Linked DNA regions of Homo sapiens: regions 2 and 3 are each linked to region 1. A link is a loop called in an ENCODE intact Hi-C map of the cell type or tissue named here. Cell type or tissue: ascending aorta. All regions are shown on one strand. Each heading gives the region's core, and the rest is flanking DNA. Links, peaks and the distances in the headings are about the cores only.

What was found. A loop is a pair of places that touch in the nucleus more often than their neighbours do. Peaks named below come from ENCODE experiments on the same cell type or tissue, not always from the same donor. Only the 100,000 strongest peaks of a DNase experiment are listed, where the experiment ranks them.
Region 2: it touches region 1 in a loop (7-fold over the local background); 8 of 110 quality-filtered maps call a loop at or near these places.
Region 3: it touches region 1 in a loop (2.5-fold over the local background); 9 of 110 quality-filtered maps call a loop at or near these places.

What each region holds. Positions count from the first base shown.
Region 1 is chr2:45,168,253-45,178,983 of GRCh38, forward strand. LINC01121 (long intergenic non-protein coding RNA 1121) reads right to left here. Exons shown (of 6, transcript NR_033831.1): 5 at 6,863-6,961; 6 at 6,089-6,335. Among named protein-coding and RNA genes, the nearest start is that of LINC01121, 81 kb to the right of the region's middle. RefSeq lists enhancers at 840-1,340, 2,206-2,835. In ascending aorta, for the core only: no CTCF peak of the experiment used is centred there; a DNase peak (open chromatin) is centred at 5,469; H3K4me3 peaks cover 491 bases; H3K27ac peaks cover 1,827 bases; H3K27me3 peaks cover 84 bases.
Region 2 is chr2:45,003,838-45,014,568 of GRCh38, forward strand. SIX2 (SIX homeobox 2) reads right to left here and starts at 5,615. Exons shown (of 2, transcript NM_016932.5): 1 at 4,714-5,615; 2 at 1,345-2,648. The coding sequence starts at 5,273. The coding sequence ends at 2,333. RefSeq lists enhancers at 1,949-2,492, 2,493-3,036, 4,310-5,083, 6,088-6,687, 8,951-9,771. In ascending aorta, for the core only: a CTCF peak has its summit at 5,217; DNase peaks (open chromatin) are centred at 4,733, 5,066, 5,854 and 6,404; H3K4me3 peaks cover 4,285 bases; H3K27ac peaks cover 2,669 bases; H3K27me3 peaks cover 693 bases.
Region 3 is chr2:45,018,625-45,029,355 of GRCh38, forward strand. No RefSeq gene overlaps it. Among named protein-coding and RNA genes, the nearest start is that of SIX2, 15 kb to the left of the region's middle. In ascending aorta, for the core only: a CTCF peak has its summit at 6,311; a DNase peak (open chromatin) is centred at 6,497; H3K27ac peaks cover 1,016 bases.

The DNA.
Region 1 (10,731 bases), core at 1,847-9,846:
GATGGAATTAAGTATTTACACAAGGAGACTTAGCTCTTTAGCTTGGTTATGTCCTGCTGTTTATGTTACATGATCAGAAATCTTGTGAGTGCTGTTTTAGGTGATACATCACCAAGAATTCTTACATTAGGAAAGTAACCATATTATCTGAGATCGTTTGCTGTAGGGAAACCTGCAGCAAATTTTGCACTAGCTAAATTTGTTTAGCTAAATTTTGCACTTTACAAAATAATAGAAAAATTCATTCGACTCTCCCCTCAATGTATAGCATGGTCGTCTCATCACCTTGCAGTTTGTCTCATATGCTTGTGTTGAGCTCTTTTAACAGGACTTCCACCAATAAATTCAAGTTTTTATTCTTGTTTATAACCGGCATTTCCAGGTCCGGCCAGGTCCAAAAAAAAAAAAAAGGAATTGAGGGTTTGCATCGTTTTTCAATATAACTGGAAGCTGTTTTATCACTTTGTATTTTGAGAACCGCTCCCTTTCCCGCACACGCATTGCTGCCTCCTCTCGGGCTTGGTTAATGAGTCTGTGCGCCAAGCCAGGTCGCTCCGGGCAGTTCGCGCTTCCGCGCCTCGGCACTCGGATGACCGTGTCCTATTCGTCTCTCTCGTGAATGTCGCTGAAAAAAAATAAAAGTTTGTTCTAAGCCCGTGGCATTTCCGCGCGCAGATGGAAAGGCAAGTGGGAGAGGAGGGTGCAGGTGCGGGGCGGGCGCGGCGGCCCCTTCAGGCGCCGGGGGCTGGGCTGCCCCCGGCCGGGAGCAGCTCCGCTCCGCGCACGTGGCTGTGGGCGCTGCGGACGGGGGACGGCAGGCGGGGGACGGCAGGCGGGGAGTGGAGGGTGCAGTGCCCGCAGGTGCCGACGGCTTCCTCCCAGAGCCCTTCGCGCCGCGCCTTGCCTGGCTGGTGGCGCGGGGAAACCATGGCAGCATTGCGGCTCCGGCGGGCGGGCTCTGCGCGGGGCCCCACCGAGCTTTCCGGGAGCCTCTCCCGCAGCCGATGGGCATCTAGGGGCGCAGAACGAAGAGTGGGCGCCGAAACGGGTGTAGGCGCTGGAGGCCGACGGGGAGGCCCGGGGCGGTCAGGCTTCTCGGTAGAGAGGGCCGTGCACCTCGCGGCCTGCGGGCTAAGGCGGGGAGCCGCTCCTGCGGCGGCCGGGCGCGCGGACTGGAGGGAGGGAAGCGCCACGGACTGGGGAACCGGGGTGACGGGGAGACGGGGGGGCTGGTGGGGTGAGGTCGGCGGGCAGCAGCCAAGTGTTCTGCAGCTCCGAACCCCGCCACCCTCTGGGCGAACGGAATGGCACCCGCGGAGACGGGCGGGGACGGGCGAAAGCGGGTTTGCTCCGACCCGAAGCTGAGCCCGGGTTGGAGGGCGAGACCGTAGGCGAGAATGGCCGCGCGGGCTGGGAGACCCGGGCCGGTATGGAGTGAGTGGAGCCGCCCGAGGTAGGGTAGTTGGGGATGGTAGTTGTGAAGACAGTCGGAGTCTAGCTCCGGGCAGACGAAACACCGGGGCGCGCCAGGGTCCGTTTCCTCCTTCTCTCTGCTTTCCCACCAGCCCTGTAGATACGGAGCCAGCAGTCGGGCTAGAGCGGAGGCTGAGGGTCGCGGTTCCAAGGGCGGTCTCTCGCCCCGGGTCAGGCCCCACCCCGCGGTGGCGGTCGCGTGGCGCTGTCCTGGAGTTGAGCTGTCCCCGCGCCGCGGCCCGCACGCCCAGGACCGCACACCGCCGCCCGCAGGCAGAGACGCCTGCAACCTCGCCCTCTCGCCCGGCTCCCAGCTCGGGGCTGGGAACCGGAAAGGTGCATTTCCGTGTGGGGTGGGGGCGATTCCCGGCTGTCGGCGGTGGGGCTAGGCCTTGCGGCGGATGAGCCAGACCTTCCCGGCTTTCCAGCCAGCCGGGTTCGGGATTTCCCGACGGTCGGACGGGTGGAGGCGAGGATGGGCCGCTATCCCCCAGCCTCTTCAGGAAGAAGCCGTAGGGCCAAGGAAGGGATGGGTGACGGGGCTCACACCATTCCAGCGCTGCCCTCGAACTCGCGGGCCTCCGTTCCCTTTGCAGTCACTTGGTGTGCGCCCCAGTCCCGGGCAACATTACTGCCCGCGGGCGCCTTGTGTGCATGGCTGCTGCCTGCGGCGCACCGGCCTGAGCCTGGAGGGAGGTGCGGGGCGGGAGAGGCGGCCCTCCCTGGGTCTCCCCTGCCTGTCACATCTGCACTTATTTAAAGCTCGGCTGGTGGTCCGCGCTCTCTGGAATGCCAGTTGCGGGCCTGGCCTCCTACGGCATTTGCACTGATTAGCTAGCGGGTCATGGGGGAGATGAGGGGCTTAGGGGGGCAGACCGGAGGTTCACAGTATTCCGCCTGCCTCTGTCCCGCGTGCTAATCGGAGCCCAGTGATTCCCGCTGCACCAATGGCTGAGTGTGTTAGGGAGCAGAAAACCGAACTTGAAGGATGTTGGATGCGTCTGGGAACCGGCCATTGCCACTTAGTAGTATGTTGTGGGCCGGCGCGCACACATGACCCTAAATCTCTGCAGGCTCTAGCGCTGAAGCGGGCGGAGAAGGGGAACAAGTGCTGTGACCCCAAGTCCTAAAAGTTTGTACGCAGTGTCTGGGATATGCAGTATCCTTGATGCGAAACTCTTAAATGTTTGCTGGTGCAAGTCCATACAAAACGAGGTTGGCCTGCCTCGCTTAAAATACCGTACACAAAGCGTAAAAAAGGCACGGGCAATCCGCATCGAGGACGCCACCCCAAGCGCAAGAGGCCCGGTGCAAATTCATCGCTGAAAAACAAGCTGGGTTCTAATTTACTGTGACTCCCACGGGCGCAGGGGTTGGGAGGAGAAGCAAAGGGGGACATTTTTTTATTTTTGAAGCCTCAAAAAGTTCGATCTGATTTTGCATTTGCCTTTGGACTTGGTATAATTAAGGGTGAAAATAAGGCCCCTCTGTATTTCTATTCCCCTTTGCTTTTCTGCGGAGCTTTTACCTCAGAGGAAAGTTGTTTTAGTAATCTGGGAAAGAGAAACCATGTGCTGAGTCAGCAAAAACGCGGCACCAGGCCAGTTCAGCTCAATTATACTGCTGTGTGTAATGTACACACTCTATATGCCTTTGTGGAAATAATGAAAAATATATTAGAATTCTCATGGCATAGCAATGCCCACGAAGCCTGTTGGCAGTTGAGAGCCAGATTTCCGTGTCTTCTAATACAAGGAAACAGGTTCTGAACATGTCTTCTAACAAGCCTTAGATCCAAGGCCACTTAATGTGAGAGGACAAGAAAAATGCAGTTCTCAAAACAACACAAAATATTTTACTTTTTTTTCAAATGGTCGTGTTACAGAATGCTTAAATACTCCTTTCTGCTTGTGTTCTTCTGACAAGTGTTCAAGGTGGCTCCAACAGATGGAATCTTAATTTTTATTTTGCATCATTAAATGCATTTCTCAAAACTGATTCTTGAAAAGGTCTGAAAAGTCTCCTTGCAAGTCCCGTTAGAACCTTGACCATGCATTCTCATTTGTGTGGAAGGAATAAATGTTTTCAGAGTCACTTGGAATGAAACTCTCTTAAACTACTAAGCAATTATTTTTCGGAATAATTGCTTTTAACTGTCCAAGTGTTACCTGAATTTGCAGTATGTGAACATTTCAGCTGTTAAGCAACAGTCTAAATTGTGCTTTTTAATGACACACATTCAGTATTTCTGGGGATATTTCTTCATAGTTATTTTAATTCTAAGAGTTTAGTTGCAGAAAGTGACTTTTGAAAAACAAAAATAGCATATTACATAAAGAACTAACCAGAAGTTTGCCTCAGTTTCATTTGTCTTTTCTACCTCAAAATGTGAAATTAGTACATCTTTTATGCTTTTACTATTTAAAGTCTTAAAAATATATAGTTGTGTTTCAGTATAATGCAGAAATATCTGGATGTGAAAAATTCAGTCTGTCACCCAACTTCCAGATGTTTGGTACTACGCAGACAAAACATCAGAATGAATGACCAAATTTTTTTCTCTACAATCCAGATGGCTTAGTGCCTCTTGCTTCTATAAGGAAGCATATTTTCCTTTCTCTAAACATCACATCCTACTGTAGCCCACATAAGGCATGATTTACACTCCTTCAGCTACAAAATGTTAGGCCATTTGGAGTGCAGCAAAGCAATCAGTTAATGAAACTATATGTTTTGGTGAATGTAGTCCAAGTCCAAGTGTTAGTGTGTACTTAGGAGGGAGTGGTGGTGGTGGAGTCAGAAATGGGAAGGTAGGAGAGTGAGCGCCTTGTTCAATGGGAGAATAACTTGGCTAAAAGGACACAGCCTTCCAAAAATCCATCTGTGCCATCCATAATCGTAATAGGTGAAGTGGAACATTTAGCAGCTTCAACAGGGCTGCCTTTTGCCTGAGATGCAGCTGGACTGTGAAATGTCCATCGTGTACTGTGAAGCTTTCTTTCCCTACTGTTCCTTCTTGGAGCATTATAAAATGGAACAGATGAATGTAATGTAACATTATAACATTAGGACTCATGAACATTATACAGGTGGAAAAATTCTCTGTTTTAAAAGTAAAAAGGCAAGTAAGTGATTTAAATATTCATATTGTTATATGGTGAATATTTAAGTCACTCAAAAATGTAGTGATGATGAATGGATTTCTCTTCCTATGACATGTCACCGCATTTTACAGTTGTTGAACTTGGGGCTGAAGACAGCAACATTTTTTCCTTCCCCAAAGTCAAAGAGATTTAAGATCATGAACAGAGAGCCAGAGTTTCTCTGCTTAAACATGTTGAGAAAGAAGGAATAGATATAAAGAGACTTCCACTAGAATCAGCAGATGAAATCAAACCCAGAATGAATTCCATTCTATTTATTAACCTCACACTCCCTGGATTATAGAACAGTGTTTAGATAATGAATGGCAATGAATGTTAAAACATCATAAAACCTGACCACTTAACAATCGCTGCAAGAAAAACATACCATTTTAAATAGACCTTCTTACAACTCAGAATCTGGGCCTTGGATAATAAGACAGGATTTTATACTGGCCCAAGGTCAATTTTAAAGAATAGTTTATGGGAATCTAGTAGAACCTTGGGGTACATATACTGAGTAAAGAGACTCAAAAGTCAAGTGGGAATCTTTAACACCATATAAAACAGAATCACAGTTACTTTTCTTGATTGGATGTTTTCACGACTTTTTTGGTAATTCATTTATTAGAATAATAAACTGACAGAGCTGGAATGGACTTAGAGCTCATCCAGGTCTCTGTCTTTATAGATGAGGAAATGGAACCAAAATGAAAGGACCTATCTAAGGCCACACAGTCATTACAAGAAGGGTCAGAACTAGAATCACAGAGTTCTAATTGTGAGTCACAGAGTCCAGCCCTGTCTCCAGGACAGCTTGCCTTTGAATCACTATGACGTGGCTCAGCGTTACAGATTTCCTAGTGGTGTCCAAGAAACTGACACCCATCACTGCAGGCTGGAAATGGCTCAACATCATTCATTTGTATTACACATCTAAGAGCTATAAAACAAACCCAGTGTGAAGGCAAAGTTTCCCCATTTGTCTCCAGAATAAGACAGACTATTGCAAAAACAGAGCTAATAAAACTCTGTCAACTTCAACAACTTGGTTAGAGGTCCTGATAACAAGTGACAGCCTTAGCTTTTTACAGACAACTTATAGTGCCTTGGAAGCATGTCATGTGCAGAATCCGCTACAGTGTCTTTGAAAATAGCACAGTCAAACATTCAAAATTTAAGTGACGTTAATGGGGAAGAGAGGAGGAGGTGGTGGTTATAGCCATGTCTACACTACTCTTTACAGAAGACATAGATGTCAGTGGTCCTTCACTCGTCTCAGAAAACAACTCACGACTACAGCAGCTTGCATGATGAAATGGAAGGTTAGGATGCAAGGGGAAGGTGGAGGGTGGAAGATGGGGTTGGTGGGTCATATTAGATAGCAATATGAAGCATACTGTTCCCCAGTTTTGAGGAACTGGGGATCTCACTAGTTCTCATGGTGTGAGCCAAGGAAATAGACTCTTATGTGATGTTATCAAAGCTTTTCTGTTTAATGTTTTATTCAACATCAAATGAGAACATAGAAGCATTGCTTCTAGGAAGGGAAGACAACCCCTGACTCCTACACGAGTATTCTGCTCCAGGAATTGCAAGGAAGTTTAAGGATTAGGAGAGATGGGGGTAGAAGGAATGGGTGAAGTCAGGACTCAGTATGGTTGGCCCTCTATATCTGTGGGTTCCGTATCTGTGGATTCAACCAACCTCGGATGGAAACTATTCAGAAAAAAAAAAAAAGGATGGTTTCATCTGTACTGAACGCATCATAGGCTTTTCTTTCTTGTCATTATTCTCTAAGAAATACAGTATAACAACTATTTACAAAGCATTTACATTGTATTAGGTATTATAAGTAATCTAGAGATGACAAAGTACACTACATAAGAGGATATGCATAGGTTATATGCAAATACCATATAATTTTATATAAGGGACTTGAACATCTGTGGATTTTGGTATTCTTGGGAGGTTCTGGAACCCATCCCCAGTGGATACCAAGGGACTGTGTATTTGGAGTTATGAGAAAAGAATGGTCATGTTTTGATTATCTTGTAGAGAAAGGAGTTCTTGGTAAGGCCTTCCCTCCAAGCTAATTCAAAGTTAGTGCTCCCTGAGAAGCAGGATCTGGCCAGAATTTGAGAGAGCGGGATGCTGGGAGAAGAGGTCTATATTTTTAAAAAATGCTTAGGGGAGCAACTAAACCAGCAAAAGTTAAACCAAATAAAACCATCATGCCCACTTACCTCTTTAATTTACTCTCCCAAACAGATCATCATTTGAGCTATTCCACTGAAGTCAAGCATGAAATCTATTTAGCTGGATAGCTACCCATTTCCTGTGACCTGCAAAAGAGATGCCCTATTCTTTCAGGATCCTTGGAATGCCACATGCCCAGGCCCACTGGAAAACTGGGAAGGAAAACTGGAGCCACATGCCTGGGCCCACTGAGATTCATCACCCTTCCCCTACAACCCTGTGTCAAGGAAACACAAAGATAGAGTGGATTTCAGCACCACCCAATGCAGACGCATGGCTGCTAGTTTATCAGCATAGGTCAATGAATGGTTTTAAGTTGCTATGGGTTTAAGAGGATCTCTTAGTTGATGGGAATTTTTGAATCTTTTTTTTGCGTGGGACCCTTTGGCAGTTTTGTAAAATGTACAGACTATTTCTCAGAATGTTTCTAAACGTGTAAGTTATATTGAAATTGGCCAGGCACGGTGGTTCATGCCTGTAATCCCAGCATTTTGGGAGACCGAGGTGGGCGGATCACTTGAGGTCAGGAGTTTGAGACCAACCTGGCCAACATGGTGAAACCCCGTCTCTACTAAAAAAAATACAAAAGTTAGCCAGGCGTGGTGGTGTGTGCCTGTAATCCCAGCTACTTGGGAGGCTGAGGCAAGGAGAATCGCATAAACCTGGGATGTGGAGGTTGCAGTGAGCCAAGATTGTGCCATTGCACTCCAGCCTGGGTGACAAAGCGAGACTCTGTCTCAGAAAAAAAAACAAAAACAAAAATATATATATATAGAAATAAAATTATCAAGATTTTTTTAAGAAATAAGTTTGTGATATATTTCTTTGTTAGCACATCAAATGCAAGATCTAGTGGTGAGTCTAATAATTTCTGTGATATTGAAACAATGATAAGCGTTAATGATAAATTCAAAATATCCTCAACAACTATAATGTGATATGAAGGTATCTGTGATTTCTATTGGTGAGAAAGTCACAGGTATTGCTAATGCATCTGTAGCTTGTTGTCTACATTCATAATGAAAAGAAATGCTAATTTTTAAATAATGATTGGTAGAAATGAAAATGTAAGTTTTTCATCCAAGTTTATGGACTTCTGCTTTTCCTTGATTGCATTTGCAAATCTCCTTACTTCCTCTTGAAGAACCCCTTAGAGGGAGGAAGAGGGGGCAGTTCTAATAGTACCTTAGAGATATGAAATGAGATGGTCACAGCCATATGAGTAGATTTTGATTGGATTACACTGGGCCCAAGTTTGGAGTGTCAACATTAAACCTGTGATATAAGATCTTGTTCCTAAGATGAAAAGTAACTTTATATTGTAATCCTGTAGAGTTGAGATCTTGAGAAGCATTCCCTTGATAAGAGGACACTGGAGGAAGTGTCAAAATCACCTTCAAAGTAGGAGAGTGGTAACCAGAGCCAGGAAGGACTTGATAAGGATGAGTGAATCACCTCTGCTTGGTGAATGAGCCCAGGGTGGAGCTCAGCCTCCATCCAGGGAGCTTCAGTCTCCATCCAGGGAGTCTTTGTCAAGCAAACAGAGCAAATCCCCAGAGAGGAGGGGATCTGCAGTAAGGGTGGGAGAGGCACATGCAGATCAGGCAGAACAGCCTGTAGCCTGGCAGCAGAGAGCAGAGAGAGAGCCCAAGCAGGAGTGTCTTCCTGAAGAGTAGACAACGATTGATCATTTAAACTTCATTCAAATTAAGAACTTTCACTTATCAATAGACATTACTGAAGAAAATGGAAAGGCAAACCACATACTGGGAGGAAAATATTCAAGACATATATCTGACAGAAGATTCATATCCACCATATCCACAATATATAAAGAGCTCTTACAAGTCAAAAACAAATACAACCCAAAGATCATAAATGTACAAAAGACTCCACAGACACTTCACAAAGAGGATATCCAAATGGCCAGTAAGCATTTGAAAAGGTGCTCAATATCATTAGTCATCAGGACATGCAAATTAAGCCTTCACTCAAATACACAAATTGCAGAAGGACTGAAAAAGTAGAAATTCATGATGTCAAGTGTTGGAGAGGATATGGAGCAACTGAAACTCACACACTGTGGGTGGGAACGTACACTAGTATACCCACTTTGGAAAGCTTTTAGTATCTACTAAAACAAAGCACAAATTGATGCCCAAGACCCAGTAACTCCATTCTTAGTTATAGGCCCAAGATTGGATTTGTCTACCAAAAGACAGGTACAAGAATATAGCTTTATGTATTTTATATATTTATAAATATAAATATTCATTTATATAAATATTTATCAACTTTATTCACTATAGCATCAACCTGGAAAGAACCCAAATTGCAGTATATTTACACATAGGAATATCACGTAGCAATGAAAAAGAACAAACTATCACTATACACAAAGTGGGTGAACCGTATAGTCATAATGTAGAGCAAAAGGAGCCAGATGTAAAAGAGTATACACAGTATGATTCCATTTATGTGAAAGATGAGAACAGGCAAAACAAATCTATGGTGATAAAGGTCAGGATAGAATTTACTTTTGCAGGATGGGGAATTGATTGGGAGAGGACACAAGGGCACCTTCTGTGGTGCTGAGTTATAAATATTATTGACTTTCTGAAAAGTGATTTGGAAATGCAGTCAAGTAAAAGCAGACTGCCATACTGTAGATTCACTCCCTCTGACTCTGGTTTTATATTACAAAAGGATTTCACTTGGGCCATAGGAGCATGAAGAGAGTACAAGGGCAAGCTACAAACTGGCAAACGATTCTTGCAATAGACGTATCTGATGAATGGCGTGCATCCAGTTAAAAAATGTGCAAAAGATTCAAACTTTATAAAAGAAGATAACCAAATGGCTAATAAGTGTAGGGAAAGTTGCTCAATATCTTTATTCGTCAGGGAAATGCAGATTAAAACCACAATCCCACAAAATAATACACGCCCACGAAATGACTGAAATACCAAAGGTGGGCAAGCATTGAGCAATGGAACTCTCCCACACTGCTGATGGGAATGAAAAATGGCATAGTCATAGTGGAAACCAGCTGTATCTACGAACGCTAAGCATGTGCCTATAAGGCAAGAGCCCTTCGTGACTGGTCCAGGAGCCCAGTTAAATAAGAACAGGGAGAAGGACCAGAAATCTTGTCTAATGAAGTCTGCCAGGCTTAGGAAACTCTATTTTAAATGTTTGGGGTTTTTTTCCTTAGATTTCTAGCAAAGTTCTTTTTTTTTTTTTTTTTTTTTTTTTTTTTGCAAAATCCCAGCATTATCTTGGTTTAATTAAAGGAGAAGGGGAATTGTCTGCTTCGTTCAGAATAGTAAGGGAAATGAGAAGTCCAGTCTGCTGGTGGACATGGCTGGGTCAGCAAGAATACCTGGGAACACTGTGGAGCCCTGGAGTGAGTTGGCAAGTCAGGATAGTTCAAGGTTTCTCTTGTGGGGCCCCAGGGGAAAACACTGAGAAAGCTACTCACCTCCTTCTACCACTGTCCAGGAAATGGTCTATCCCTTCTTAGAGCTCTAGCTGCCCATGGGTGGCACAAACAACATGTGTGCCTTGCACAGAGGTGTTTCTGCAGCCCTCACTTCTGTACTGGTAAGCCAGTGCTGCAGGAACTGGCATGGGAGCCTGGCAACAGAATTGAGAATCCAGCTCGGGAGGGGAGGATGAAGGTGATGGGGACGAGGACTTGGGGTAAGGGGAGCAAAGTGGCCGAAGAATTAAGATGACCAGAGCCAACAGAAGGCCCCCCTTCCAGCTCTCCTCTTGTGAGCCCATCCATCAGCATGGCCTTCTGGCCCCACATTGATGCTTCCCATGAAAATTGGTGCCGGGATGGACAAGCTCC
Region 2 (10,731 bases), core at 1,826-9,825, 160 kb before region 1:
CAGTCCCAGCCTCTGGGGTAGCCCCTTGACCTCCAGGCCTGCACAGATCCAAGGCCGAGGTCCAGGCTCCAGCGCCAAATTAGCTGGCCTAGCAGCCTGCAGCCGCTCTAATCTCAACTAGGAAGGAATCCTTGCGCTTAGAAAGTCCAAGCGAAAGGGTATTCTGATTTTATCCCGGTTTTACCAGAAAATGCTGAAAGGAAAAGCCCCGAGAGGACACAGTGCTCTAGGAACTCGGGGCGCCACGAGCGCCTCATCCCCTCCCTTCCGCCCGGCCGCGGTGCCCTGGTCGCTGAGGGACGCGGTCAGTACCTACCGCCACTGCGACCCGAGAAGGGAAAGCCTCAACTTCTTCCTCTCGGAGTCCTGCCCACTACGGATCTGCCTGGACTGGTTCAGATGCGTCGTTTAAAGGGGGGGGCTGGCACTCCAGAGAGGAGGGGGCGCTGCAGGTTAATTGATAGCCACGGAAGCACCTAGGCGCCCCATGCGCGGAGCCGGAGCCGCCAGCTCAGTCTGACCCCTGTCTTTTCTCTCCTCTTCCCTCTCCCACCCCTCACTCCGGGAAAGCGAGGGCCGAGGTAGGGGCAGATAGATCACCAGACAGGCGGAGAAGGACAGGAGTACAGATGGAGGGACCAGGACACAGAATGCAAAAGACTGGCAGGTGAGAAGAAGGGAGAAACAGAGGGAGAGAGAAAGGGAGAAACAGAGCAGAGGCGGCCGCCGGCCCGGCCGCCCTGAGTCCGATTTCCCTCCTTCCCTGACCCTTCAGTTTCACTGCAAATCCACAGAAGCAGGTTTGCGAGCTCGAATACCTTTGCTCCACTGCCACACGCAGCACCGGGACTGGGCGTCTGGAGCTTAAGTCTGGGGGTCTGAGCCTGGGACCGGCAAATCCGCGCAGCGCATCGCGCCCAGTCTCGGAGACTGCAACCACCGCCAAGGAGTACGCGCGGCAGGAAACTTCTGCGGCCCAATTTCTTCCCCAGCTTTGGCATCTCCGAAGGCACGTACCCGCCCTCGGCACAAGCTCTCTCGTCTTCCACTTCGACCTCGAGGTGGAGAAAGAGGCTGGCAAGGGCTGTGCGCGTCGCTGGTGTGGGGAGGGCAGCAGGCTGCCCCTCCCCGCTTCTGCAGCGAGTTTTCCCAGCCAGGAAAAGGGAGGGAGCTGTTTCAGGAATTTCAGTGCCTTCACCTAGCGACTGACACAAGTCGTGTGTATAGGAAGGCGTCTGGCTGTTTCGGGACTCACCAGAGAGCATCGCCAACCAGAACGGCCCACCCGGGGTGTCGAGTCTTGGTAGGGAAATCAGACACAGCTGCACTCCCGGCCCGCGGGCCTTGTGGCATATAACCATTTATATATTTATGATTTCTAATTTTATTATAAAATAAAAGCAGAAATATTTCCCGAAGAACATTCACATGAGGGCATTACGGGGAGACGGCAAGTCGGCGGCTCGGGGGGCGCGCTCAGCCGGGAGCGCTGTAGTCACAGTCCCGGGAGGAAGAGCGCGGTGTGGCGGGGCCTCGCCAAGAGAGAAGGAGGAGGGGCGTATGACGAGGCGGCGTTTAGGGGCTTCTGTGGCGCTGCCCTTTCTCTCTCACTTAAGTTACTAGACGAAAAGCTGACACCTGCAGCTCCCACTGACCCACATGGGCGAGGGAAAAGGCCTCAGGAGATGGCCTAGGTTCAAAGTCCCTGTATTTTCTCTCCTCTTCCCTCTCCCACCCCCTACTCCGGTAAAGCGAGGGCCAGAGGTAGGGGCAGATAGACCACCAGTCAGGAGGAGAAAGACAGGGGTACATACGGAGGGACCAGGACACAGAGTACAAGAGACTGGCAGGAGAGAAGAGAGGAGAAACAGAGAAGGAGAGAGAAAGGGAGAGACAGAAGGAGAGAATGAACGGTGGCAAGCTAGAAATCTAGAAGGAAAGCAATACAAGGAGAGGGAGAAAGACAGAAAGCAGAAAAAAGAAAAGAGAAGGAAGGGAAAGGAAGAGGAAAGGGGGAAAAGGCAAGACAAGAGAGGGTAAAAGGAAGAGACAGAGGGAGAGAGAGAATGACAGTGGTGTATAATTTATTCCCTTCTGTGGTTCAAGACTCAGTCTCCAGCCCCAAAAGGATCCTAAAAGTAACTTGTTGAAAATAAATCCCAAACAAGAACCAACATAGACAGCTATCTGCCCTACCCGGCTGTTCTACCCGCTCAGCCTGCGGGTCTTTCAGTACCTGGTGGGGCCGCAGGGGCGGGGCGCCCCTGGACACCGCCACTCCACGTCCCCAGTGTCAAGTCACAAAAGGCAAGCTCATCAAGGCAAATGGGTTCTAGGAGCCCAGGTCCACGAGGTTGGCTGACATGGGGTTGAGGATGGAGTCCTGCAGGCCATGGTGGTGTTGCAGTGGGTCCGCTCCACCTCCGCCTGGCACCGGCACTGGCACTGCGCTGGGGCCCGGAGGGTGGCCCAGGCTGTGCAGGGACGGCAGCCCAGGGGGCGGCGGGCTGAGGAGCAGTGCGGGGCTGGATGATGAGTGGTCTGGCGTCCCCGATGGAGTCTTCTCATCCTCCGAGCTGCCTAACACCGACTTGCCGCTGCCATTCAGCGGGTTGTGGCTGTTAGAATTGGAGTTCTCGTTGTTCTCCCTGCAAGTGCGGGAGCAAAGCAGCGGGGTCAGCAGGGACATCGAGACCACCCAGCGCCATCTCAGTCACAGTCAGAGCCAGCCACCAGCCTCGGGAGACAGATCCCGGGCTTGTGGCCTGCGGGTGTTTTCGGTTTCTACCATTTCCTCGACCTGGTCTGGGTTCTCCTTTCTGCCCGTTCTCTCCATCTCTCAACACCCAATTTCTCTTGCCCCTCTGCCCTTATCGTCCCCACCTCTCATGCTGTCAATCTCATCAATATCTTTTCTATATTTCCTCTTTCCCCCCTTCCCCAATATTTCTTTTCAGGAACAGAGGTGCAGGAGAACAGGGTTCCCTGAAGTTGTGGGGTGAGCCGGGAGGAAGAGACGATGCCTGGATTTTCAGATCACTCTAGGCTCCACAAGCCAGGTTTGCTGGGTAGATGTGGGGCTAGCAGGTTAAGGAACCCTGGATCCCAGGTCAAGGGATTTAGGGCCTCTCACAAGACTTCATTTCCCTTTGCTTTTTCTGCCCGAGGGAGACCCCTGGCTGGGAGACAGGCTCCTGGGGCTAAGCGTCCTTTCCCTGTAGCTCCAAACTGGGCAGCCCTGTGAGGGCTCTCCTTGCTGGGCCTAGAGACAAGGGTCCAAGGATGGAGGACTCCCTTTCCGTGGTGGTACAGTGAAAACGTCAGCTCGGAGACCAGAAGCTTGGGGGATAAAGGGCAGCCCCTGGGAGAAGGCCGAGGCTTTTCCATTGTAACCAGCCACTCCGGGAATCTGCAGCTCTCATCTGGGGCCTGGTCTGAGAACCCAGGTTTTCAGGAGTCTGATCACATGCCGGTTTGGGTGGAGGGGGACCCAGCAGAGAGAACCCACCTCCTTCTATGCCTTTGACTGACAGCTCCTCCCCAGATTTGGATATTTAAAATCCTGGGTAGGATCTCTTGTCACCAGCTTCGGGAGGGTTTTTCTTTCTGCTTTCCTGGGAGGGAGCTTCCCACAGGGCTGGCAGCTGAGACCTCACCACTGTGGAAACTCCAACCTCAGGGTCTCAGATACCTGGAAGTATCTGAGCCTGCAGCACTCCCCCTAAGATGTTTCTGGTTCAGCACCCTCACCTCTGACCCTGATCATTCAAACTCAGGGTGGAACACACCCCATATCACCAACCCCAGGTGTCCTGTTTTGCTCTTACCCCGGGCTGGATTCTGTTCCCATAATAAGTTTCTCTCCAGGTTTGAGGTCCTGAGGGGTTATAGGGCAGGCAGTGGCAAGGGCCTAATGATCAACCTTTAGGCTGGTTCAGGAAGTCCTGGTTTACCTGAGGACATCCAACTCCCAGCCCCTCTGTGCCTCTCAGCTCACCGCAGACATTCCGACCTACCCATCAGAGGTAGGGCCTAAGGAGAGAGGCATCAAGGGCCTGGAGTGCCAGGGAAGGGCGGCTATCTCTAGCAAGGCAGAAAACAGGGCATGCGTCTCTTCTCTCCCAGAACTGACACTTCCTCCCTTTCACCTCTGGATCCTTTCTAAGGAGATAAAGGACCCGCTCTCAACTCCATGTGACAACGAAAATTCATGGCCTGGCTTTTCCCCATCCAGGTCATTCTAGGGAAGTTCCAGCCCCAGTCCCGACCCCATCACACTTTGGCCTGGAGCTAAGGCTGGGGGGAAATGCCGGGAAGCACCACCAGCAAGAAATCTGCAAATCCCCTTTCATCTGGGCTCAAACCCCTCTGTCCTGAGGATGACCAGACCTACTGTGCCTGCCTCACAGGGGATACAGGCCCACAGTTCTGCGCTGCCCCGAAGCTCTCTGCTTCTCCACCCTTTTCCTCTAGCGACCGAGTAGTTAGTTGACAACTTCCTGAATTGCTCTGCCCGCTTTAGACAAATCCCTGCTCGCCGGGTCTCCGGCATAGAAAGGCCTAAGCATCGTCCAAGTCAGGCCGGGCTGCCGCTGGGCTGTGGCCGGGCCTGGGGGCCCAGTTTAGGCCTCTCCGGGGGACCGGCAGAAGCCCTGCGAACCCCTCCCTTGGGCCCCGGGGAGCTGGCGCCGAAGAAGGTCTACTTACTCGTACCTTTCCTTGGCCTCGGCCGCCCGGTCGCGCTGCCGCCGGTTCTTGAACCAGTTGCTGACCTGTGTGGTGGTGAGGCCCGTGGCCTCCGCCAGCTCACGCTTCTCGCGGGGTGAAGGGTAGGGGTTGTGCGCGTACCACTCGCGCAGCACGCTGCGACTCTTTTCCTTGAAGCAGTAGCTGGTCTCCTCGCCGTCCCAGATGGAGCGCGGCAGCGGGAATTTGCGGCGCACGCGGTATTTGCCCACGGCGCCCAGGGGTCGGCCGCGCAGCTTCTCCGCCTCGATGTAGTGTGCCTTGAGCCACAGCTGCTGCAGCTTGGCGTGGTTGTGCGGCGAGAACTGGTGGCTCTCCAGGATCTTGTAGAGCTCGCGGAAGTTGCCGCGGTGGAAGGCCACCACGGCCTTGGCCTTGAGCACGCTTTCATTCTTGTGAAGGTGCTCGCAGGCGGGCAGCGACCACAGGAAGCGGCCCAGCCGCTCGATGTTGCCGCCCTGCTGCAGCACCTCGCACACGCACGCCACTTGCTCCTGCGTGAAGCCGAAGGTGGGCAGCATGGACATGGTGCCGGCTGCGTCCCCGCCCGCCCGCGCGCGCCCTCACCGGGCCGCGCGGTCCCGCATGGGAGCTTCCTCGCCGGGCCGTCCGGGCCGAGACGCGGGCGGGGCTGGCCCCCTGGCCCGGCACTGGCCCCCGGTGAGCCCCGAGTCACTGCCGTACGTCCCCGCGCCGGCCGCGGGTCCCACGAAGCTCCGAACCCCAACGGCCCGCGCGCCTGGCCCAAGCCCTCGCCCAAGCCCGGGGGCCGCCCGGGGCGCCGCTCCGCATGCTCCGCGCCCGCCCGCCGTTCCCTCGCTCGCTTCTCACTCGTTCTCCCTCCCGTCTAGCTGGCTCTCAGCTTTCTTAATAATATTATTCTAAGCGGGCATGAGGCGCGGCGGCCCGCGCCCTGATTGGTCCGGTTATCTGACCCGGGGCCTGCCAGCGCCAGACAATAGTCGGAGTCAAATTATTCGCCATGGAGACGCTGTCAGTCACTGGTAACCCGAGCCTCGGCGGGCCGGGCGGCTCCCCCCGGCCGGCTCCGCTGACAGATCGCCCCGCTCCGCGCAGAACTGAGGGCGGCTCTACTGGAGCCTGGGGCGCTCTGAGAGCCTGGGAGGCGGAGAGGGGCCGGGTTGGGGCCGGCGGCGGCGGAGATTGACGGGGCGGATGCCCAAAGAGGGAGGGAGGAGGAGGACAGGAGAGCGGGGGGAGCGGGCGAAGACGAAAAGGGGTGGATCGAGGTGGGGAGAGAAGAGGAGAGAAGGGAAGGCGGAGACCGTTTAAGGGGGTGTCCAGGAGGAAGGGGAGGGAGAGGGGTGGAAGGAGACTCCAGGGGAAGAAAGTTTGGGCAGCTTTGGCTAGGAGAGGGCTCTGCAGCCTCGCCCAGACCCTACAGGGTTCCCCTTCTCCCCAGGTCACCGCGTCCCTCCCAGGCTCTCTGTTCACCGGGCACATTCTACCCCGGCGCAGGCCAGTGGGATGGGAGAGTTTGGACGTGCTCGGGTGCCGCCCAAAGACTTGGCTTTTTCTGCTGACAGCGCCCCACCCCCATCCTAGAAACTCTGGACTCAGCGGTCCTCGAGGGAAAAGGGGAGGGAGTAGACGAAAGAAATGGGGAAGATTTGGCAGTGGCCGCAGGCGGACGCCGGAGAATCGACTTCCCGGAGGATCCCGCCTTTCCTCCCTCTCCTAGCCCCGCCGGCTGCCTGGCGGCCTGTACCGCCCCAACTCTGCGCTCTCTGCTCCTCGCCGGGCGGGGACTCAGACTTAACCCCACGGGTCCCACAGCCCGAGGAGCGCCAGGCAGTTCCGTGTGGCCTCTATGGAAGCTGACTCCGGCCGGCAGCTGCGACGCAGAACCCCGGACGGCGCAGACCCGCAGTCTGCCCACCGGGGCGGGGGAGAGGGGCGACGGCAGGGACTCTAGGACGGTGGTGGGGCTTCCCCGGTGGGTGGTCGGGGAGGAGAACGGAGGCAAGATTCCCAGTCCTCCCGCTTCGCCGCTGGGGATCGGCTCGGCTCCTGGCCACTCCAGCCTGGGAACCGGCTCGCTGAGCTCCGGGATGAGGTGCTTTAAAAGGGGGTCCTGTTTTTTGCTTCTTTGTCAGGGTGCCAATGGAAACATGTGGTGCTGGTCCTGTGGGAGAAGGGCTCGCACAAAGGTGGGAGAACTGAGGATGGGTGTGTTCTTGCTCTACGTTTTGAAAAGCCCGGGGCTTAGCTCCTTCCCGGACATGTCCTTTCCACTTCCTTCAGTTTCCTCCTCTTCCCCCCTCAGCTGCTGCAGGCCAGGAGCTCCTAGGGCCATACTCAGTGCCTGACCCAAGCCAGCACAAATCCTGGGCTCTGCCCTCAGCCAGTCTAGGGCTATGGAACCCGAGTCTAGGCCAGTTCCTTCTTTCCCACCCTTTTATGCTTTCTATGGAGTTTGTGCTAGGAGCGCGGAATGGGAGTCTAGAGCCCTGGGTTCAACTTTTGGTTTTGCTTGGTGTCTATGGTAAGGCATATATTTATGCCTTTGTGTTTATTTCCTTCTCTGCAAGATTTCAAAAATTTTCCCTGTGCTGCAGCATTCCGGAAGTCCTTTGGGAGTGTTGTAGGCATGAGAGAATGGAACCCTGGGACTCCTCTTAAGACTTTAGCTTCCAGGGGCCTACCCTGGCATGTTGAATGAGGCCACAGGGCTGACAAAGTAGGTCCCAAGCCAGTGCGGGTGCAGAAAGGGGAAGCTTTCTGCAGAAATCCAGGTGGCATCTTTAGAGTCTGTATCTGTGGGCTGGGAGGAGGTCTGCTGTGTCCAGGCCACCCTATCCAGAGTCCTATGCACTGCTGCACAGGGGCTGCCCCAGAGTTGGATCTAAGGACCCTGGGAGACATGGAGAAGAATTTACCGCAGACTGTGATGAGGTTCAAAGCCCAATTTGCTGACCTCCAACAAAAGTGCAACGTACTCTTTTCAGCACGTCTCCTTCAGCTACGTGGTTAAAAGGATTCACCTGGCTGGCTGGTCCCAGCCCTGGCAATGGCCATCTTACATCTTAGCGTGCTTAGGCTGGGGCTGCAGAGGAGCACCCTGGTCTGGTGTGGGTGAGTGAGACCAGGCAGTCACTTCCTGGTATGAGACCCTGGGCCAGTCCCCAGTCTGCTCTTCATTCTCTTCCACTATTAGATTGAAGCCTGGGTAATCTCTCAAGTTCCTGCTGGTTCTGGGATGGGGTGGGTCTAAGAACACTAACCCTGAAAAAGCATACAATCTCTGCAACCTCAGCCACAGCCTTCACCATGAATGTGCCACTCCTCTGACCCATGAAGCTTTAAGATTAAACTTCCCCCAGGACTGGGTCCCGCCTATGTTCAGTGAAAGCAGATTTTTCTGGAGCTTCAGACTCACTGTTCCTCCAAGTGCTGCCCTCTTTGCAGCCCCTGGGCCCTAAGCCCATGAATCAGACCTGCCAGGAGCCTCCAGGCAACACTAAGCAGCACAGAGAGAACAGAACAGACATGGGGCCTGCCACCGTGGATAACATACTGTGTGCCATATGAAAAGTCATTACAGAGGAAGCACTGAAAACCTGGAGCACCGTTACCCGATGTATGGGTGTGTGTCAATATGCCCCTCATTCTCCTCCTCCCCCATGTATGTAGAAAACTGGTTCCAGCACATCTGGGCCAGAACCTCTTGGTAGCAGCAGTAGCTGGGTTACATGCTGAATGAGGGTCTCCTCACACTCCTTAGCCCCTTCCCTGCCTGGCCCATTCCCCGATAGTCTTTGCCACAGAACAGAATACTTGGGAGGTGTCTGGATGAGGATTTAATAGCCAGCCTGAGCCAATGACAATCTCAGCCCCCTAGTTGCAGTGCCCAGAGCAATTGCTGAGAGGCCTACGGGGTGCCGAAACTTTTGGTTCTACCTCACTCCAATCTCCGGAATCCCTGTCCTCCTTCCTGTCCAAAGACCCATTCCCAAGAGGCTTGTGCTTGCTTTTTATCCAGCAAAAACGGGAGAAACTCCATGGCTAGGGGGAGAAACCTTTTCGGAACCATGGAAATTTGAGCTTTACTGAAACACCTCCTTTCACCTCCAAGCTTCCCTGAAGTCCCTGGGAGGATGAGACTTTCTGGAAAGCAGCAGCAGGGGTGGGTGGGTGCTCCCCAGTGATCTCAGGCTGATGGAATAGCTTTGTCCCAGACGAATTGTCAGGGACAGTTTGGGGTCTTTGTGCCTGGAGTTGGGCAGGAAGCGCCCAGGACAGAGCCAGAAGGCACCTACTGTCCGGCGCCCATTGGGCAGCCCAGGGCTGGCACACCGCGCCCAGCGGGTGCACTTCTGGGCAAAGGAAGAAGTCAGCCCACTGGCCTCCCGAGGGCTTCCCTGGTTTTGGGATGGGGCCGTTTCGCAAAGAATAGGGTAATCTAGGAAGAAGGAGCTGCTCTCTGGCTATTTCCAAGGCCAGCGGATGGGTAGGCCTTTGTTCTGGGCAAATCAGAAACCTTGTTTGTGACAGAGGGAAAAAGAGAAGGGGGCGGGTGCTCGGTGCCAAGTCAGGGGACCAGAGCTTTTTTTTTTCGGTTTGTTTTTGATCTTTATTTTTCCAGCCTATAAAGGCGGCAGAAATCCCCTGGGTAGACTCTGGCCCTGGCGCCGCCCGCCTCGGGCGCTCCATGCTGCTCCGCACCTCGGGCTCTGGGATGCTCCGGCCTGGATGGAGGCTCTCCGCCCTCTCCCAGCTCCGAGCGCCCCAGCCGACATGGGCCTGGCGCGTTCCCCAGACAGTCCCGGAGTTCTCTGGGCCTGGGCGACGTGTTTCGTTGAAAGCGGGCAGGTGGTGCCGGGCGGGGCTGCGCTGAGGCTCCGGTGCCTCCCCACCTGCCCCTCGTACCTGCCGGTCTGTCGGGTCCCGGCGGACGCAACCAGCTACTCGCAAACCCTGCACCAGCGGTTTTCCGTGTTGTCCTAAGAGGGGCAGGTCAGGGCGAGGCCAGTCGGCTCACACGAATTCTCTGTGTCGGAGAACACGCCCCGCGACGTTCCGAGCCCGGGCAAGGTTGAGAGGCGCTGGGCTCCGGGCGGTCGCACTCTTGGAACCGCGCGAACCGCGGCGTCGCCCGCGCCGCACGTGGCTGGGGCAGTCACAGGCCCCGAGAGCTGGAGCAACGGGGTCACCGCCACCCCTCTGCCCTCCAGGCCTTCACCTTGAGACCCACGCGGCAGCCTGGAGGGCCCACAAGAGCAAACGGTTTAGAGGCCGCGGGCTCACGAGGGATCTTGTTCAAACGAAAAGAACGAGCACAGGGGCTCGGGGCCAGCCTGGAGGCCGGCACAGAGGCGAGTCGGCCCGGGTGGCGCCGGGACCAGGCGGGATTTGGGGCGGGTATCCGGGCCCGGGCGCTGGCAGCCTCCCTGCGACCCCCGGCCCTGCGTCCCCGCCCGCGGTCCCGCCTTAGTCCTGGAGTCCCTTCCTGGGCCCCTTCGCCTGGGTGCGGAGGGGCGCGGGCGCGGCGGGCAGGGCCACGGGGCGAGGGGACGGGCTCGCGGCTTTGGGTTCAGGGAGCCGCGGAGCTCCACCGCCGGGTTGTTTTGCAATGGGGCTTTGGAGAGGTTGCGCGTCCCGGGCCCCATGGCTCCGCCGGGTCTGCACGCCAGCGCCCCCACGCGGCGGGCCCAGAGTTCAGGCCGGCGGGGCTGCGCGCTCGGCTCCCCGCAGGCCTGTAGCCCAGGAGGGAGAGGAGGGAGAGGACGCGGAGAGGGCCCGCTGGTTCTTCCCTCCTCACCCCAGCACTGACCCGCCTGTGCGCTGGCACGGAGGGCTCGAAAATCGGGGCGCGTCCGCGAAGAGCGAGACCTCGGAGACAGACACACAACCCAGAGGTGCACTAGGTTGCCAGACGGTCTGATCACAGGATTCTTGGGGGGATAGACGCTGGCTTTTCTCCATCACACGTTTCCCCTGCAACGTCTGGGTGCCCAGGAAATG
Region 3 (10,731 bases), core at 1,416-9,415, 150 kb before region 1:
CTCTGTCTTTACATTCCTCTCATGGCACCTATTAACCTCAGGATGGTATTTAGCCTCCTTACCATGGCTAATGGGGCCCTTTGCTATTGGACTTTGCACATATGAGCAGCCTACCTCTCCCCACTGCCCACTTCTTCCTCAAGGCTTCAGCCAGCCTGAATAATTTGCAGTTCTTGGACTCTTCCACCCCTTCTGCAGCTGTGCATCACCACGACCTATGCTCCTGTAGAGAAGCAGAAGCCCCAGCCTCATTGACTCTGGGTTCAGTTGTGTGACAGGCTTTGATCAATGAAATGTGAGTGGATGAGCAGAAGCTTTTAGAGACATTGCAAGTTGCCACCATGACGCTTCCTTCTTTGTCCTGCATACCCCAGATAGGTGCTGCTCCAGCCTGTGTCACAGAATGAAAAGGAAGGTGGTGCAGAGCTCCATCCTGAAGCAAAGTCACAGATGCCCTGCAGCCTACGTTCAATATGAGCGAGGAATAATGTGTATGATTGTAAACCTCTGAGGTTTGGGGGTTGTTGGTTACTATGGCAAAGCTGAGTAATGTATTTCCCTCTCTCACCTCAAATCTCCCTAGAAATGTCTCCCTCCTTTCCCAATCTCTTAATCTTTCAGGACTCAGATTAGATGTTACTTTCCCTGGAAAACTTTCCTGACATTCTTCTTCCCCAGGTCAGGCCATGGCCCTACTCCAGTTCCCATATGACCTTCCTGTCCTCACCCCCAGCATCACACTTATGTCACAGTGCTCTCACCCCTTGATTTCACACCTGATGGCACCATGACTGGGAGCTCCTTGAAGGCAGGGACTATATCCTTCTGGTTCCTCACTCCTCACCTTTTAAGTCCTCAAAAAAGATTTGTTGAAAAAGGAATGAATTTAGTTGTATGAGTAATCTTCTACCTGTGTGGTAGATTTTGTTTTCTAAAGATGACTACAACATCTCCCATCCCATGTGCTTTTCTTTTCTTTTCTTCTCTTTTTCTTTTCTTTCGTTCTTTTTTTTTTTTTTTTTGAGACACAGTCTAGCTCTATCACCCAAGTTGGAGTGCAGTGGTGCAATCTCGGCTTACTACAACCTTCACTTCCTGGGTTCAAGCGATTCTCATGCCTCAGCTTCCTGAGTAGCTGGGATTATAGGCACATACCACTACACCAGTCTAATTTTTATATCTTTTTAGTAGAGGTGGTGTTTTACCATGTTGGCCAGGCAGGTCTCAAACTCCTAGCCTCAAGTGATTGGCCTGCCTCGGCCTCCCAAAGTGCTGGGATTACAGGTGTGAGCCACCGCACCTGGCTCCACATGCTTTTCTTTTAATGTGACTTTGACATTGCTCTAGTTGAGAGGTGTGTGTGTGTGTGTTTCTCTTAAATCTGGGTGGCCTTGTAAATATGGCAGAAGTAACACAATGTGACTTCTGAGGCTAGGTCATGAAAGGCAGTACCGTGTCCGCCTAGTTCTCTTGGGACACTTGTTCTTGGAACCAGCCACCATGCTGTAAGGAAGCCCAAATAGCCTGTGAAGGGGCCCATGTGCAAAAGAATTAAGGCCCCTTAGGCTTGAACTCTCAAGCAAGCACCAGCACCAATTTGCCAGGCATGTCAGTGAGCCATCTTGAAAGAGGATCCTCCACCTCCAGTCACGGTGTCCCAGCTGATGCCACAAGGAACATAGAGAAGCCATTCCTGTCAAGCCCTGGCCACATTTTATCCATAAATAAAACAAAAAATTGCCCTTGTTTTAAGCCACTAGGTTTTGGAGTGATTGCTACACAGCAATACATAATCAGAACTTTTGGCTTTCCTCTTAGTAATCCAGTTTTCTCGTGGATCTGAGTACCTGTCCTGAGCTCCAGACCCCTGCCTTGGGCCTTAAGAACTGTCTCCCCTGGGGATCAAATATTATTCTCACACCCCTAGCCACTAGCTGGGGCAACTCTCGGATGGATCTTAGCCTCTGGAACTCTGTGGCTGCCCCCTATCTGGCTTCAGGTAATACATTCCCCAGTGTCTGTTCCCTACACTAGGGGCAGGCGCAGTGCAAAGGTATCACAGGGAAATGAGCATAGGCAGAGAACAGATTCAGACTGGGAAGGTCATGAGCCCTTCATAGGGTGAGATTTCCTCTTGGGAAAGGCTTACATTAAGCCTACAAGGTTATTAAGTGATGTCTTTTGCAGCCCTAGCAAGACTATTTAGAATTCTTTTTAAACTTTTCTTCCTTTTTTTTGAGACAGGGTCTCACCCTGTTGCCCAGGCTGGAGTGCAGTAATGCGATCATAGCTCATTGCAGCCTCAAACTCCTGGGTTCAAGCAATCCTTCTGCTTCAGCCTCCTAAACAGCTGGGGCTAATTTAGAGTTCTTGCTGAAAGGATATAGAAAGGGACTCACACACATAAACACACACATAGAATCAAATACGAATGTACATGCACACATGTAAGTAAACATACATATAGGCAAGTATCTGTCTCAACACATACATATAAAAATACATTATAATTAGTAGGAATGATGGATATGCATATTCATAGTCACATGCAGATATAATTTCTGAAGCCATGGGGACTGGTTTGCCTTCAATGTGCCACATGTTTCTGGGTCACTCCCAAACCAGTTCTTTATAAGGGACTTTAGTCACAGTTTCTAGTGATGGTTTTGGGGGAGGGAGACTTGGTTGGTAAGAACAGTAGAACCTGAAACTAGAAAATGTAAACAAACGGCCAGGCACTGTGGCTGACACCTGTAATCCCAGCACTTTGGGAGGTCGAGGCGGGTGGATCGCGAGGTCAGGAGATCGAGATCAACCTGGCCAACATGGTGAAATCCTGTCTCTACTAAAAATACAAAAATTAGCTGGGTGTGGTGGCACGTGCCTATAATCCCAGCTACTCAAGAGGCTGAGGCATGAGAATCGCTTGAACCCAGGAGGTGGAGGTTGCAGTGAGCCGAGATCACACCATTGCACTCCAGCCTAGTGACAGAGCGAGACTCCGTCTCAAAAAAAAAAAAAAAAAACAAAAAGTAAACAAACTCAGTTACTGAACTTTCCCCCTTCTCAATAGCTAGCGCTCTTAATTGGGAAAATTTGTAAGCTCAATCTGTTATAATCTTTGTAGTTGGGACTGTGGTCATGTAGCACATGGCTGGGGCTGTGGTCATTCACAAGGAATCTGTAATTTCTACTACCTTTTTTCTAGCCTATATTTAATCTGAGAAGTTTCTAGGAGGTCATACGTCACCTACGTCAGTACTTACAATGCCCACCAGCAATTCAATCCAATCTAATCTCATTCCATTCCAGTCAATGGACAAATATATACTTCTTTTCCCACAGTATAAATCTGAGGAGTATTTACGCTGCCTCTACTCTATACCCAGCTCTGTGTTAGGCTGTCAGAGGGGGAAGGCTAGCTGGTCAACAAAACTCACCTGTGTGAAGCAGAAGAGAGCAAGACCACCCACCACTCCTCACCACCATGATTGGGACACAGGTGTGCCTAGGTGGGCAAGGAAGGCTTCTCGGATGGGGAAGGTGGTCTTGGTCTGGGGTTTGAACAAGGAGAATTAGGATAGGGGAGGTGTGCCCCTGAGGCTGAACAGGTCTGGGCGAACAGGAGGAAACCATACTATTTCCTTTCTCAGCTCAGAGACTAGGCACATCTTGGCCTTGTGTTTGCTTCTGACTTTGGATCAAAGGAAGCAGGGAACCCCAGAGTCTCCTATTTAAGACTATAAGCTCCGTGAGGTCAGCGTGTGTGGCTGTCTTGTTCGTCATGGGGTCCCCTGCGTCTGGCTTGGCACCTGGTGTGTGGCTTCCTTGCTTCTTCTCTTCCCAACAATTCTCCACCGCAGTCCTAGTGACTTTCAAAATGTGTCACATTACTTTGATGTTTAAAATTATCTGATAGTTCCCCACTGCCCCCAGCACAAACTCCCTATGGAGATCTCCAAGGGCGAAGGTGATCCAGCCCCTGCTTCTCTCTCTCACTGCTTCTGATGCTCTTTCTCTGTCTCTTTGCTCATCATGCTTCTGCTGCCCTAGCTTCCTTCCTGTTCTTCAAATGTGCCAAACTTGTTCCCACCTCTAGGCTTTTACCTTGAGTGTCTCCTGCTCTCTCCACTGTATAATTATGTTTTATCTTCACACTTACCACCATCTGAAAGTATCATGCTTGTCTGATTATCGTTGACTGTTTCGTTCTTAGAGTATAAACTGCATGGCAAAAGGGACTTTGCCTGATGGACTCATGGCTATATCTCCAACATCTGGAACAGTGCATGGCACACAGTAGGTCCTCAATAAATGTTTGTTGAAGAAAGGAATGACTAGCAGTATTATGGTGCACAATGACTTGTAAATGACTGCAGGCTTCAGTTCCAGCCCTAACTGGGTCAGGTGAGGAGGGACTGCTGCCTTCCTGATCTACCTTAGCCGTACCTGAGAAAGCCTGCTAGGCTTTGTGTTTGTCGCCTATCTCCCTCCAGGTGTCCAAAGTGAGAGATTTCTGGGAAAAGCTGAAATACGTAGAAATATACAGAGTCAACCAATACACATTTACTCTGGCCATATCAGATGATGGTGATGGATGGCAAATACAGTCTGGTTGAAGAGAGAGGACTGGTGCTAACAATATCATCTGAGAATCATGCTGGACAGGATGAAGTTAATGCATAGAGCAGTGGTTCTAAACCTTTTGAGGTCAGGGACCCCATTGAAAACATGAAGAAAATGTGTCTTCCCAAGAAAATTCTCACATGCACATAGACATGAAAGGCAGCCTTCAATGCAGGGACTCACAGACCCCAGCATCCCTCCACCAGCCCTGAGCTCACCCCTGGATCCATGGTGGGGGCAGGCTGACAGAGCTTCTAGATCCACCAGTAGAAGGCCTCCTGCTTCTTCCTCGGGAGTCCTAGCACCCCTTTGGATCTAGAACAGGGCGTTTGTGTCCCTTCATAGCCACTAGTATGACAGGCATGAGAATGGGAAATAATCTTCACACTCCCTCACCCCATCCTACTGCACCAGGGGTCTGCCATCTCATCTAGGGCAGAGGCCATTCTTAGCCTTTAGTCAATACTGTCGGTTTCCTCAGACATCAAATACTTTTCCTTTCTCATAACTGTTCATAATTTACTGGATTAAATAATTTCTCCCTCCCTTCCTTTGCCCAGCCATAATGAACACAGAAATGGTCCAGCATCTAGCATGGCAACTTGTACCCCGCAGAAGCTTTTTAAAAAGTCTTTTTGTTAATTTATAAATAGTAGCTGTCTTTTATTGAGTGCTCACTATGACACTGAACAAGGGGCTTGAGAAGAAGGATTTGTGACTCCCCTGACAACTCTCTAAGGTGGAGACTGCCATTAGGCCCATTTTACGTAATGGAAAGTGGGTACTTGGGGTGCAGGGAGGTTAAACTAGGGACAGAGAAGGGAGTTGAAGCAAGGTCTGCTTGCAGAGTCTGGGCATGTGGCCACTGTCCTGTATTGCTACCCTGAGCAGCAGGACTGTTGAATTCATGTTGAATGCACTGACCATGCTTTGGATTCGGCAGGAGCAGAAGGTAGGAGGGGAGAATCCAGGTGCTGCTTGGTGGCCAGGTGGGCTAGTCAATGCCCACATGACCAAGCCAGGCTGCCAGGCCAGGATGCTTCTCCCCTCCTCCTGGCATGGTCCTGGAGCCCGGGCCACCTGATCTGGGATGCAGCGACGGGTGGATGCTATGACACTTGCTGGTATTCTGTATCAGTGGTAGCCAGGGCAAGAGGGAAACTGCCTCAGTGGCAGAGCTGGCTCATTCTGGAATGGAGATTGATTTCCCAGTGTCCCCTCCTGCCTCTCCGGAGCTGGTTGGTGTCAGGGAGGATATTTTTGTAAGGATGAACTGTTCTTGAATGTTTCCTGCAGCTGCTGGCCCAGGTCTCCCTCCAGCAGTCACAGGGCCTGTTATGTACACCTCCCTTTGCTTCCCAACATATTCAAATGAGAAGAAGTCCCCTCTCTGAAGAGCCCCTGGCTCTCAGGAACCAGCGGGATGCAAGAGTGGGAGCAGGCACGGTGGCTCCCCACCAGCCACCTGTGGTGTGGGGGCTCAAAAGAAGCTGTGTATTTACAGATTCTTCCTTTAATACAGGGCTGCAGCTGTTTTGAGGAAGGATTAATTTTCATCTTTCACCAGCTCAGAGAGGTCCTGGGCAGACATCAGGGAGAAAGAGTGACAATTTGGGGAACCCTAAGAGGTTTTGATTTATCTGGTCTCAACTTTCTCATCTATAAAATGGGGTTGCCAAGTCCATCAACAGGAGGTGCTCTTTCTCCATCCCTGACTGGTTAGAAGGTTGGCAGAGTAGCTCACACTTCAGGTGCCCAGATTTGACATGGCTGGGCTCCGAGCCTGGCACAGTGACATCACAAAGTCAGCTGGACCCTCTGTGCTTCCTGCATGACAGAATGAAAGTGGCTTTTTTTTTTTTTCATTTGGAATCCAAGATGCTGAGTCATTCACCAGCTCAGAAGAGGAGATTTTGTTGTAAAACAATCCAAAAGGCCCCTCCCCGCGTCCTTGCCCAGCACTCCAGGCCTCGCCCCAATGTTAATTCTGAGGGGATGCCTCCAGGAAAGCATGACAGCAGATGGAGAGGGCGGGGCTGGATGAAGTAGATTCTGGGAGGAAAACCAGGGTTTCAGAGTTTCCTAGGGGTGAACCCAAGCCAGGCATGTGCCCTGGGGGACCACGTATACTTACTTTCTTCAGATTCTATGTTATTCTTAAAGTCTTTATTGATCATCTATTGTGTGCCCAGCCATGTGCTTGTCTTTGGGGACCCTGAAAGGGAATACAGTTCCTAACCTAGATGACCTGACCATTTAGCTGAGGGTGGGGGAGACAAATGTAGCTCACCAGATACGGTGCACCTCCCGAAGAGTATGTGCTCAGTGCTTGGTGTGTGTTACAGGCAGGCCCGGAGAAGGTGGGGGGAGCTGGATGAAGGGAAAGGGACTTGGAGAAGAGGCAGAGGGCACAGCGGAGGGCATTCCAGGAAAAGCTGTCAGTCTGAGCAAATGAGTAGGAATGGTTTTGATTAGTAGTGGTGTTAAGGACACTGTGATGAGATTAACCAGAATTGAAGTAAATGGCAAACATTGGAGCAGTGTAGGGTATGGATTATGGAGGACTGGCTATCCACCGAAGACTTTTGAGCAGGAGAATATCTGAATAGAGTTGATTTTGGCTGCATAGCAGGCATGCAGGATGGTGCAGGTCCCCAGGTTTCTGAGTCTAAGCCCTAACTTAATCCTGAGTTGTTGCTCTCCTGGCTTTCTAAATGTAGCAACCATCCATCTATCCATTCATTTATTATCGATCTATTTATCCATCTATTAATTACTCATCCATCTATTTATTCATCCACTCATTCCCTTATTTTCCTCTTCACTGGCCTCTAGTGTAAGATCCTTCTCTAGGCCAGAGACACTGTGTTCCCTGCCATATTCCTGGTTTCTAGCATCGTTCCTGGTACATAGTAGGCCCTCAATAAATATTTTTGAGCAAATTCTCTCGCTGAGCATTCACTCACACATGTACACTTTGCACAGGATATTGAGTCCATTCTGCTCTACTTTTTGGGGGAGCCATAGCTGGTTATTTGAGGGGGTCCTAGAATGGTTCTTCAGTATCCCAACAAAGTCCTAGAGAGATCCTTTCCCCACTAGTTTAGACAAGAGCCTTGAGCTTTGAGAGGAGACCTGAAGGCTAGTCCCAGTTTTGCAAAGACAAAGTATGTGGCCTTGAGCACTAACATTTTCCCTTTGTTTCTTTGGCAGATAAATGAATAAGCTTGGGATAAGAGAGCTTTGAGAGTCATCAGACTCTGACAGGTTATAATTCTATAACCTTAATCCTTCTCATTATAGGGCAAATAAAACTATGTTAAAAAACTGTTGGAAATCAGGCAAGGTGGCTCACACCTGTAATCTCAGCACTTTGGGAGGCTGAGGCAGGAGGATTGTTTGAGGTCAGAAGTTCCAGACCAGCCTCGGCAACAAAGTGAGACCCTGTCTCTACCAAAAATAAAAAATTATCTGGGTGTGATGGCGCACACCCGTGGTCCCAGCTAGACAGGAGGAAGAGGCAGGAGGATCACTTGAGCCAGGGAGGTTGAGGCTGCAGTGAACCATGGTCATGCCACTGCACTCCAGCCTGGGTGACAGAGCAGGACTCTGTCTCAGAAACAAGAAACAAAACAAAGCAAAAAACAGCAAACCTGCTTGGATTCAATCAAAGGAAAGTTTCCCCAAATTCAGCAATTTAATAGGTTTCTCAGCAACATGGAGTCTCCATAGCTGAGTAGCTAAGTGTTTTTCAACCCTGGAATAGAATTATCTTCTGGTAGTCCCAGTATGAATGCAATACCCCACTCATAATTAGGAGAATCCAGCAGTGCCCAGAAAGCAACTTAATTGCTCTGAGACTGAGTTCCTTTCCCTGATTAAGTCACTTAATAAATGACCACATCAAGTAGCCTGAGGCTGGACATTTCCAAGGAGGATCTAAATCCCTTTTAATTTTCAGGGCTGTGTGCTTTCCTTTTGCAGCCTCGAGCTGCAGTGCCCAGCCTGCCATCTGAGAAGCATTTCTTCAAGGTGTCAAAAGGATGTGTCATGCATTTGGAACGAGGGCTAAATTAAAAGGCCGTACGACACATAGTTACATAAATTGAGGTATTTGGGCTGTTTCCTCCAGTATAAACTACTCATTTGGCAGTTTTTTCTGGAGCAGAAACACAGTGTGCAGTGGGACACTTGCCTGACGTTTACACCTCCCCACATGCATACGCATGCACAAGTGCACACACATGCGCAAGTGTACACACATGCAGTCAGGAAGGGAAGTGCAGGATCCCCTGAATTGGACATATCCATTTGGCCATATGGATTTTGTTGCTCAGAAGAGGCAAAGATTGGTGACTGATAACTTGGCACTTCTAATTTTCATACTTGCTTCTGGGAATGGCCCTGGGACTTGGTCCCCTTGCCTCTTGAGAGACTTGGGTTCTGTGATGAACTCATATAGCATGTTATATTTCTTATTTTTATTTTTATGATTTTTTTGAGACTGAGTCTCACTCTGTCACCCAGGATGGAGGGCAGTGGCGCGATCTTGGCTCACTGCAACCTCTGCTTCCTGGGTTCAAGCAACTCTCCTACCTCAGCTTCCTGAGTAGCTGGGATTAAAGGCATGCGCCACCACGCCTGGCTAATTTTTGTATTTTTAGTAGAGACAGGGTTTCACCATGTTGGCCAGGCTGGTCTCGAAGTCTTGACCTCAAGTGATCCACCCTCCTTGGCCTCCCAAAGTGCTGGGATTACAGGCGCGAGCCACTGCACCCAGCCATATATTTCTTAACTCGGAGAGGAGAAGAAACTTAAGTGATTTAATCCAACTGCCTCAATTTTAAGATGAAGACACCAGTGCCCACTAGTGCATAGCCCGAGAAAGCCAGAGCCAGTGCCAGGCCCCAGGTTTTTTGGTTCTTTATACCACATTCCCTCCCCACCAAGGTTTAGAGGGCATCATTTGCACCAGTCAGCAAAGTGACTGTCCTTGTCACTTTAGCTTTTGCTTTGCCTGGCAACTGGGCTGATGGGCACAGCCCCAGCCACACAGCAAAGGCACTGTAGTAGCTAGTCTCCCCAAAAGCCTCCCACTATGGGTCAACCCTCCCAGAATTCACACCAGTCCCTCCTACACTAAATCTGGGCTGGCCCTTTTAATCACCAGAATGCAGCAGAGGTAAGTAACACTTTGTGACTTCTGAGGCTGAGTCATAGAAAGCCTTGCAGCTTCTTCCTTGGACTCTGGAAACACAAGTTCAGGGAAAAGCCGCTACTGTGTAAGAAGTCTGATACTCCAGACTGCCATATTGTGAAGGAGCTCAAACTAGCCATGTGGCAAGAATGTGTGGGATGTGTGGGGGCCATCATCCAGTGTTCCCACTATCCCTGCCCAGGTGCCAGACATGTGTGTAAAGAAGCCTTTTGGGACACAGCCTAGTTGAGGCTTCAGATGTCTTTAGCTCCTGCTGACATCAGAAGAGACCCAAAGTGAGAACTGCCCAGCTGATCCTATGCAACCCCCAGAACCATGTGAAATTTATTTATTTAATTTTATTTTTAAATTAAAAAAGTAAAAAAATTTTTAAGAGACAGGGTCTCTTAAAATTCTGCTACCCAGGTTGGAGGGCAGTGGCACAATCATAGCTCACTGCATCACTCAAACTCCTGGGCTCAAGCAATCCTCTTGCCTCAGCCTCCTGAGTAGCTAGGACCAAAGGCATGTGTCACCACACCCAGCTAATTAAAAAAAAATTTTTTTTTTGTAGAGACAAGATCTTGCTATGTTGCCCGGGCTGGTCTTGAACTCCTGGCCTCAAGCTATCCTCCCACCTCAGCCTCCCAAAGTGTTGGGTTTAGACGCATGAGCCACTGCACCAGGCTAAGAAATTTAAATAAATTGCTTTAAGCCACTGTTTTGGGGGTGATTGTTACACAGCAACAGACACTGGAACTGGCACGAACGCATGCCATGGGTTCTCTGCTCTGTCCTGCCTCTAGTCAGGACCCCCTTTTTCCTTTCCTTCTGTACCCAGTCCCCCTCTCCCTCATCCCGGAGTTATCCCAGCTCAGATAGGCCACAAGACAGAAAATTGAGAGCAG